Regions from separate parts of the Homo sapiens genome. Here region 1 is linked to region 2. Evidence: chromatin contacts called from ENCODE Hi-C or POLR2A ChIA-PET data. All regions are on one chromosome and are shown on one strand. The core of a region is the stretch at or near the end of the contact, and the rest is flanking DNA. Distances in the headings are between cores, read along the strand shown.

Region 1 (4,589 bases), core at 695-3,194, 150 kb after region 2:
GGGAGGCAGAGGTTGCAGTGAGCCGAGATCGCACCACTGCACTCCAGCCTGGATGACAGAGAGAGACTCTATCTCGAAAAATATGAAAAAAATAAAGGCCTGGAACAACTGAAATCCTTCCTCCGCTAGCTCAAAATTGGCCGGCTTTCTGCTCAAGCAGCGCACAGGGTGGTGGAGGAAGCCAGTGATAAGTATCAAGATGAAGGCTTCTGTCTGGCTGCTACAGACGTGTCCTGGGGGGATAAAAGACAAAGGGTTATGGGAGGCTGGAGGAGAGGCCCCTCACTCAGGCTAGGGAGGTCAGTGAAGGTTTCCTAGAGGAGGTGACATTGGCCTGGGGCTCTGAAAGATGGGCAGGCATTCCCCAAGCAGATGGCCTGGGGAATGGCAGTCCTAACAGAGGAACAGCAGGGACGAAGGCCTGGAGACAAAGAATGGGGCTGATGTCACCCTGTGTCTAAATCCTAGCTGTGCCATTCCAGAGCTGGGCGACCTTGATCCTCTGAGCCTTTTTTTTTTTAAGCAGATGGGATGACGATAGACCTCCTTCAGGAGACGCTTGTGCCATAATAAGATGTCATCCCAGCTCCAGGCACACTGCACATGCTTGGTATCAGTCACTTACTGGGCCACTGAGAGCCCTTGGTGGGCTCAGGGGATGTGGGTGGGCTGGGGTTGCTCGGGAGGTCTGGGGTGACCATCGCCCTCGCCTGCAGGCCGCTGGAGTAACATGTACAAGCTACCCTACAACTGGATCGGCACAGGCCACGTGGTGTACCAGGGCGCCTTCTACTACAACCGCGCCTTCACCAAGAACATCATCAAGTACGACCTACGGCAGCGCTTCGTGGCCTCCTGGGCGCTGCTGCCCGACGTGGTATATGAGGACACCACACCTTGGAAGTGGCGCGGACACTCGGACATTGACTTTGCCGTGGACGAGAGCGGCCTGTGGGTCATCTACCCCGCCGTGGACGACCGCGATGAGGCCCAGCCCGAGGTGATCGTCCTGAGTCGCTTGGACCCCGGCGATCTCTCCGTGCACCGGGAGACCACGTGGAAGACACGGCTGCGGCGGAACTCCTACGGGAACTGCTTCCTGGTGTGCGGCATCCTGTATGCCGTGGACACGTACAACCAGCAGGAAGGCCAGGTCGCCTACGCTTTCGACACGCACACGGGCACCGACGCACGCCCCCAGCTGCCGTTCCTCAACGAGCACGCCTACACCACCCAGATCGACTACAACCCCAAGGAGCGGGTGCTGTACGCCTGGGACAATGGCCACCAGCTCACCTACACCCTCCACTTCGTGGTCTGAGTGGAGACCTGTGCTCCCCGGAGAGGGGCAGCAGTGCGGGAGGGGCTTTGCACAGCAGCTCCTGCAACTGACCCAGTCCGCAAATATTTATTGGGGGCCAGCCCAGGGCTGGGACTGGGCATGAGGTGGTCACCAGGATTGAGCTTCCTCAGCACCCAGTGGGTAATACTTGCTTCCACTTGCAGAGCACCGTGCCAAGCACTTCCCACACACTTACCCGTTTGATTCTCCTAGCACCTCCCTTGGAGGTAGAGATCATGAACCCATTTAACAGACGAGGAGACAGGCTCAGAGAGGCACCGTCCCTTGCCTAACACCTCAGTTGTGATCAGGCAGGCTGTGCTCTCAGGACAGCCCCATTTTAGGGATGAGGAGACTTCACCACGCCCTCCCCTCCCTGCCCTCCCCCATCTCCCCGGTCTCCCTTGTTCTCTCAACCCAGTCTCCCTTCCCAGGGCCACTCAGAACCAGAGGTCTTTAGGGCCAGTGTACTGGTGTGGGGTGGAGGCCCTGGCTCTGCCTGCCATCCTAGGGCCCTGTTCTGGCTGAGCTGTTGGTGGCCCTGGGCTTTGGGCCCCTTAGCCAATGTCCTTGTCTCTTGTCTTTGGCCAGCCCCCTCAGCCCAGCCCACCCCACCCGCTGTCCGGCCACATTCCAAACCTCTACCGTCACCTAGCTGCTGAGCAGAAACCGCACCCCGAGAGAAAATCCCATCCTCTGTTCCAAGGCCCCTGTCTGCTCTATGCTCATTTTTATTTTCTCTTATTCTTCATCAGTGCCGTCATTTGTTTCTGCAGCAGCAGCTGAGAAGGCAGCCGGCAGCTCTGCCAGGGTGGGGAGCTGAGCTGAGGCTCCCTCTCCACCCAGAAGCACTGGCGTTGTTCACATAGTCAGGCCTTGGGTCCCCTCCCTGGTTCATCCCAGAGCCTTTGGGCCTGGAGTCCGCCTTGTCCTTTTTCTCTGGGCTTTCAAACCCACAACCTTTACACACTCAGGGATACCTCCGGGTCTGCCATGAATAAGACCCTAGGCCCAAGTCTGGTGTGGTGCCAGGATGGCACAGTTTCCCTCTTCCTTGCCAGCCCTGACCTGGTCACTGGGCAGGCTGGCCCAGCAGCCTGGGGGCTGCAGAAGACATGGTGTGAGTAGTTGGGTCCAGGGGAGGCATCAGGCCTTCTTCTGGTTGCAGGAGAGAACCAGAGGGTGGGAACGGGGAGGGAAGAACTGAGGGTCTGCAGACTGGACTTTTCCTGGCTCGACCCAGGACTTGGGTTGAGGATGCACGGGGGCCACCTTGCCCGGGGCCACTGGTGGCTCCCCAGAGCCTCAGACCCACACAGCCCAGAGGACGAGGCCTTCAAGCCTGCCCCTCTTCTGCTTTTTTAGACAGTATTTTTAGAGCTGGAAAGAAATTTTCTAGCCCAACTCCCTGTTTCATGAAAGAGAAAAGAGGCTCAGAAAAGTTTAGAGAGCAGCTCAGTGTCACACTGGGAGCTGGGCACAGCCGATCTCCTTCCAGAAGGGTTCTGTCTGTATCCTTTATTCTCCGCACATGGAGGCTGCCCTACCTGGGAAGGCACCCCAGCACCTGTGAAGGACATTTACTGCTCATCCTCACCTGCCCCCTGGCCCTTGCTGCCTTCATTCTGTCCCAATGCCAGCTCCCTGGATGTCTGTATGTTTGAATACCAGTTGCCATGTTAGGAAGGTCAGCTGCACAGCCAAGAGTGTAAGAGTGTAAAGAAATGCCTTTTTTTTTTTTTTTGAGTTGGAGTTTTGCTCTTGTCGCCCAGGCTGGAGTGCAGTGGCGCGATCTCGGCTCACTGCAACCTCTGCCCCCTGGGTTCAAGCGATTCTCCTGCCTCAGCCTCCCTAGTAGCTGGGACTACAGCACCCACCACCACACCCAGCTAATTTTTGTATTTTTAGTAGAGACAGGGGTTTCACCACGTTGGCCAGGCTGGTCTCGAACTCCTGACCTTAGGTGATCCGCCCGCCTCAGCCTCCCAAAGTGTTGGGATTACAGGCATGAGCCACTGCGCCTGGCCAGCAAATGCTTTTTGTGCAGAATACACTTCTTTCAGGCATTGTCAGGTGCTGTTTTGTTTAAGCTCTAACTCACCCCTGGAATACAGGGGAATGATGACAACCAGCCCAGCCAGGCCTGACTCATCATGGTCACATCCAGCCCCCACCCCCGGCCAACTAACCACTGCAGGCTCCTCTTCCAGACTCACCAGGGGGCCTCGAGGCCCCGGCATCTCCCTTGGCCCTGGGTGTGGGTTTTACAAGACTGTGTCTTTCATGACATCATAGCCCAACCATGTGAGAAGAAGGAGAAGGCCCCCCTTTCTTCATTAATCTGAAAAAAAGGAAAGTGAGAATAGGCTGATTTTTAAAAGTTAAGGGGCAAGCAGCATTGCATTCTGGGGGAACGATCCTGGCCACAGCCGCCAAACAAACATTCACTAGGCCTCTTCTGTTTTCATACCCTTGTAAGTGGGTTATGTGGTGGGTATGGTCAGTTTTTTCTTTTTTCTTTTCTTTTCTTTTTTTTGAGACAGAGTTTCGCTTTTGTTGCCCGGGCTGGAATGCAATGGCGCGATTCAGCTCACTGCAATCTCCGCCTCCCGGGTTCAAGTGATTCTCCTGCCTTAGCCTCCTGAAAAGCTGGGATTACAGGGCCCTGCCACCAAGCCCAGCTAATTGTATTTTTAGTAGAGACAGGATTTCACCATGTTGGCCAGGCCAGTCTCAAACTCCTGACCTCAGGTGATCCACCTGCCTCAGCCTCCCAGACTGTTGGGATTACAGGCATGAGCCACCACGCCTGGCCAGTTTCTTCATTTTACATATGGTCACATTGGCGCCTAGAACAGTTAGGTCGCTCGTCACATAGGCAGTTAAGTGGAGAACCAGGTTTCAAAATCAGGTAAGAAAACCATCATCATTAACTGAGCACCAGCTGTGCTAAGCCTGCCACGGGCGTATCCTTGCAGCCTCACAACAGTGGGAGGTCTGTATCCTGAATGTCCTCATTTTACAGATGAGGACATTGAGGAGAAGAGACTTACCCAGGCTCACACAGCAGCTCAGCCTGTTCCAGGCGCTGGTCAGTGCGTGTTCTTTGCCACCAGCCTGTCACTCCAGTGGCAGCTCCAGAAACGGAGGCTGTTGCTTTTATCCCTAAACTGCATCCACAGAGAAGCCCCAAGAAGGAGGTTGGGGCCAGCTCATAAAAAGCCTGAATGCCAAGCCAAGGAGTGGA
Region 2 (4,037 bases), core at 1,074-3,573:
GCTGATGGTTTTAAAGTAGTCTGGCACCTCCTTCTTCTCTCTCTTGCCTCCTCCTCTCCTACCATGTGATCTCTGCACACACCAGCTCCCTTTCACCTTGTGCCATGAATGGAGGCAGCTTGAGGCCCTCACCAGAAGCTGGTGCCATGCTTCTTGTACAGCTTGCAGAACCATGAGCCAAATAAACCTCTTTTCTTTATAAATTACCCAGCCTCAGGTATTCCTTTACAGCAACACTAAAGGGACTAAGACAGTAGTATACACATGCAATGGTATATTATTCAGCCTTAAAACGTAAGGAAATTCTGACATGCGACAACATGCATGAACCTTGAGGACACCATGCTAAGTGAAATAAGCCTGTCAAAAGGGAACACATCTTGTATTATTCCACTTATATGAGGTATCTAGAGTAGTCAAAAAGCAAACAGACAGAGGCTAGGCACGGTGGGCTCATGCCTGTAATTCTAGGATTTTGGGAGGCCAAGGTGGGTGGATCACTTGAGATCACGAGTTCGAGACCAGCCTGGCCAACATGGTGAAACCCCGTGTCTACTAAAAATACAAAAACTAGCCAGGCGTGGTGGTGGGCACCTGTAGTCCCAGCTACTCAGGAGGCTGAGGAAGGAGAATTGCTTGAACCCAGGAGGCGGAAGTTGCAGTGAGCCAAGACAGTGCCATTGCATCCCAGCTTGGGCAACAAGAGTAAAATTCCGTCTCCAAAAACAAAAAACAAAAAATCAAAGAGAAAGTAGAATGATGGTTGTCCCCAGGGCCTGGGGGAGGGAAGAATGGCAAGTTAGTGTTTAACAGGTAGGTAGAGAATTTCAGTTTTGCAAGAGGAGAAGAGTTCTGTGGTGGATGGATGGTGGTGAAGGCTGCAAAACAACGTGAATGCACTTAACACCACAGAACTATACACTTAAAAATTATTACAACAGTCAATTTTATGTTACATATACCTTACCACAACTTAGAAAAAAAAAAGATTGTCTTGTGGCTTACAAAAAGCAAGAGAGTGCTCATCTCCTCTTCTTTCGAACATTCTTATATCTAATAGTGCATCAAAACAGCTTTTCTCGGGTTAAGACAAGAGAATAATTCTGGGGTAGTCCTCATATGGAAGGTGCTGCATAATATAGTCAACATCTAAAAAATTCCAAGTACAAACATCCAAACCCAAAATTTACAGCAAAAGAGACAGATGGAATTATTTCAACAACTGTGAGAAAGGCAAGAAATAAACAGAACTATTGGTATGTTTAAGTATCAATTTAGGACTCTATAAGCTAATTTCTAAAGAGACAAGAAAGTCCACGGAAAAAAATGATTGGTCCATGTAGAGTAGATTTCATATATCAGAGTCAAGGTCTCACAAAACAACTTTACTGTTTTGAAACTTTAAAGAAGTGTCAACTTGCATTAAATAAACAAAGCAACTGCCATGTACTAAACAAAAATGTCACAAATGACAGTCCTGTATAATGACCTGGTTTCCCAGTGGCTCAGAAAGATGGAAAATAAACCCCAAGGACCCTAGTTCAGACAGACTGAAGAGAGCAGACCGTGGCTGTCTTGCATGATTAAAGGCTATGTCACAGCTCAGTAGGGTCCATGCTTTCATAGCTTCCCCCCCCCAGCAACCCCTAATGTGACTAGGACTGGGACAAGAGTGACAGTCTCACAAAGGGGATAAAAAGACATAAAGCTTCTTCCTCATACATCCAAACACTCCAGAATCTAAAACTTCACTTCTCTGTTGTCCATCTATCCAATTTTCATTAAGAGCAATTTATATCATATAGAGGCTTCAAAGTCAAATATGCCACTTTTATTTTTACCTTATCAAACCTATAAAATCAAGACCAAGGGTTGGTCTGGATATGAAGCTTGGTTAGGATCACAATAAATTTTCAAATCAAATAATTGGTTTCAGTTAGAGCCAAGTTTATCAACAATAGGGTGATTTAGGATTCAGGAAAAATCGGCTGCCTATTTGTATTTCAGAAAGACTAGTATTTCTTCTGACACAAGTAGAGAGGTGTAAGCAACCTCTGGGTGGGTAATGCCACCAAACAAAAGCAACACCTTCAAAGTCTCTCAGTGACTAGAGGCAGCCAGACACTCAAACTGCCAGTCCTGAATTACGGCCTCTGAATGGTGAGGGCTTCACATTTCACCGATCAGGGCACAGCCCAATCAGAAGACAAACCCCTGCACTGCCAGGGACCAGCAAATCCGCTTTCTTCCAGTGTGCACATGACTAAATGTGCTTCTGTCCATCATCTGGGTCATATATAGTTCAATGCGAGCTGAGCAGACAGGGCTGCAAGGAAATCTGGCGCGGTTCAATACCTCGTCTAGCCTGGGTTCCAGTATCTAATTTTTTTTTTGTTTTAACTGACAAACTCATTTCTCTACTGGGACAGGATGCTGTGCTGGCTGGAAGTTCCATTTCTACAGCAAGAATCCTATCTGGAAACACAGAAGTTGTCCTCTAGCCACAGCAGCTCGAACTTTTTTGATTGTCGTTGCTGCTTTCTCCCATCACCCCCATCCCCTTTTGACAAAGATCCAACTGTAAAAAGTCTTACGTAACAGTTCAGGACTACTTCGGTTCTTTTACTGGGTAAGCACTTTCAATTTTTTTTTTTTAACTAAAAGCCATTTTAAAATTGAATCTGTTGAGGGGCTTGACTAAAATCTTTTAAGTAATTTGTGTAATGGAATACTGTCAGTGGATTTTTTCGTCTCATTTCTGCACGTGCTCCTTTGTTCTCAGAACAGAAGCTTTTTATACACATCCCATAACGCAGCTGGAGAGAGTTATGAAGTCAGTTATTATAAGGAACACAAAGGTTGCTTTCCATTCTTTGCCTTTAGATAATTAATTTTTTTGTTTTCTTAAAATGGAGTATTTAAAGAAGGAAGAAATTCACAAGAAATAAACTGTTGGAGAATTTAGAAAAGTTTGAAGTTTTTACCACCTTTTCTATCTCTAGTTTTGTGTGGCCAAACACTTGTGCCGCCTGGGGCGGTGGGGGTAGAGGCAAGCATAGACAGAGAGGAACTAAGCCAGACATGGACAAAGGCACGAGCCAAAACCAGACAGTCCTGGCCGTTCGATAGGCCAGCAGTGGGTGAGACAGGTCAGCCAGCTGCAGGGGCGGGAGCGGGGGGGCGGGTAGGGACATGGATGTGTGAGGTGCTCATGCGTGCGATCGTGACTAGATTCTGAAACTGCCAGCCATTTTCCCAGCTCCGCTTTGTGCAATCTAAAGGAATGCATCCCCTCTGAAGCAGTCTTGCCAGAGCCTAGTGAGGGAGAGAAGTATGGTAAATACCACAACATATGGAATCAGAAAATACCGGGAACTGGAGTGGGCAAGGGGGAATGCAGAGGGTGTGGAAATTTTTTAGTGATCTGGAATGTGTTGAGTGACAGGAAGTGCCCCAAGCTTCTCCCCCACCAACTCTTCTCAGTCGCGCCTGCTTTTGTCTAACTCTTGTAATCTACACACTACTGCTTACAAAGCTGTCTGAGTTTAAGACAAAAAGAAACCTAAAAGTCTCCTTACTTCATAGTACCTGTGATATGGAAGGAATGTAAAAGCATGACCCTTTAAGCCTATGGACATTTTTTCAGGTATACAGGAGAAAGATAAAATAATTTTCCACAGAAAAATGAGAATTATGAATTATATAGTTCAGGTTCCAAATCTAATTTTTAAAAGAATTCTGATTCTGCTACACTTTACAAATGCTTAGGTTGGTTCCTAATTTGAAGCAGACTTGTTTTATTTGGTTAATGCATTGCATTTGAACTTGTTTCTATTTTCTTTGCATAAATTTGGACTTTGGGAGAAAAATGCAAAGTAATAAGTAGAATGCACTTGGGGGAAAAAAGGAGGATTTTTCCCTTCATGGGTTGGAAAGTATTTTAAAGGGTTGTTTTCTTGAAAAAACAAGCTCTCTCTTACTTTCTGCATCTATGCTATAAAGATAACTATGCTATAATAAATGTAAGGTAGAAAACT

What was found. Hi-C counts contacts between places; a loop is a spot of excess contacts on that map. ChIA-PET counts read pairs that join two places held with the same protein, here RNA polymerase II (POLR2A). Pooled maps may share reads with other maps.
Region 1: POLR2A ChIA-PET joins it to region 2 with 11 read pairs in PC-3. The contact joins the enhancer-like site here to the promoter of MIR181A2HG in region 2. A Hi-C loop is called at or near these places in 1 of 50 pooled maps. POLR2A ChIA-PET finds 5 or more read pairs at or near these places in 7 of 52 experiments (H1, K562, MCF 10A and 4 more).

Annotation. Positions count from the first base shown.
Region 1 is chr9:124,809,092-124,813,680 of GRCh38, forward strand. It overlaps OLFML2A (olfactomedin like 2A), which reads left to right. Exons shown (of 8, transcript NM_182487.4): 8 at 717-4,589. The coding sequence ends at 1,321. Among named protein-coding and RNA genes, the nearest start is that of OLFML2A, 34 kb to the left of the region's middle. RefSeq lists enhancers at 2,117-2,617, 2,618-3,120, 3,622-4,123. Within about 2 kb of position 1,945, at least 10 of the 41 ENCODE cell types and tissues checked have a DNase peak (open chromatin) inside an H3K27ac peak, as active enhancers do; they include PC-3 and PC-9, where a contact is called at or near this core.
Region 2 is chr9:124,656,113-124,660,149 of GRCh38, forward strand. It overlaps MIR181A2HG (MIR181A2 host gene), which reads left to right and starts at 2,324. Exons shown (of 2, transcript NR_038975.1): 1 at 2,324-2,629. All of the region lies in intron 2 of NR6A1 (nuclear receptor subfamily 6 group A member 1), which reads right to left. RefSeq lists enhancers at 2,371-2,490, 3,312-3,361.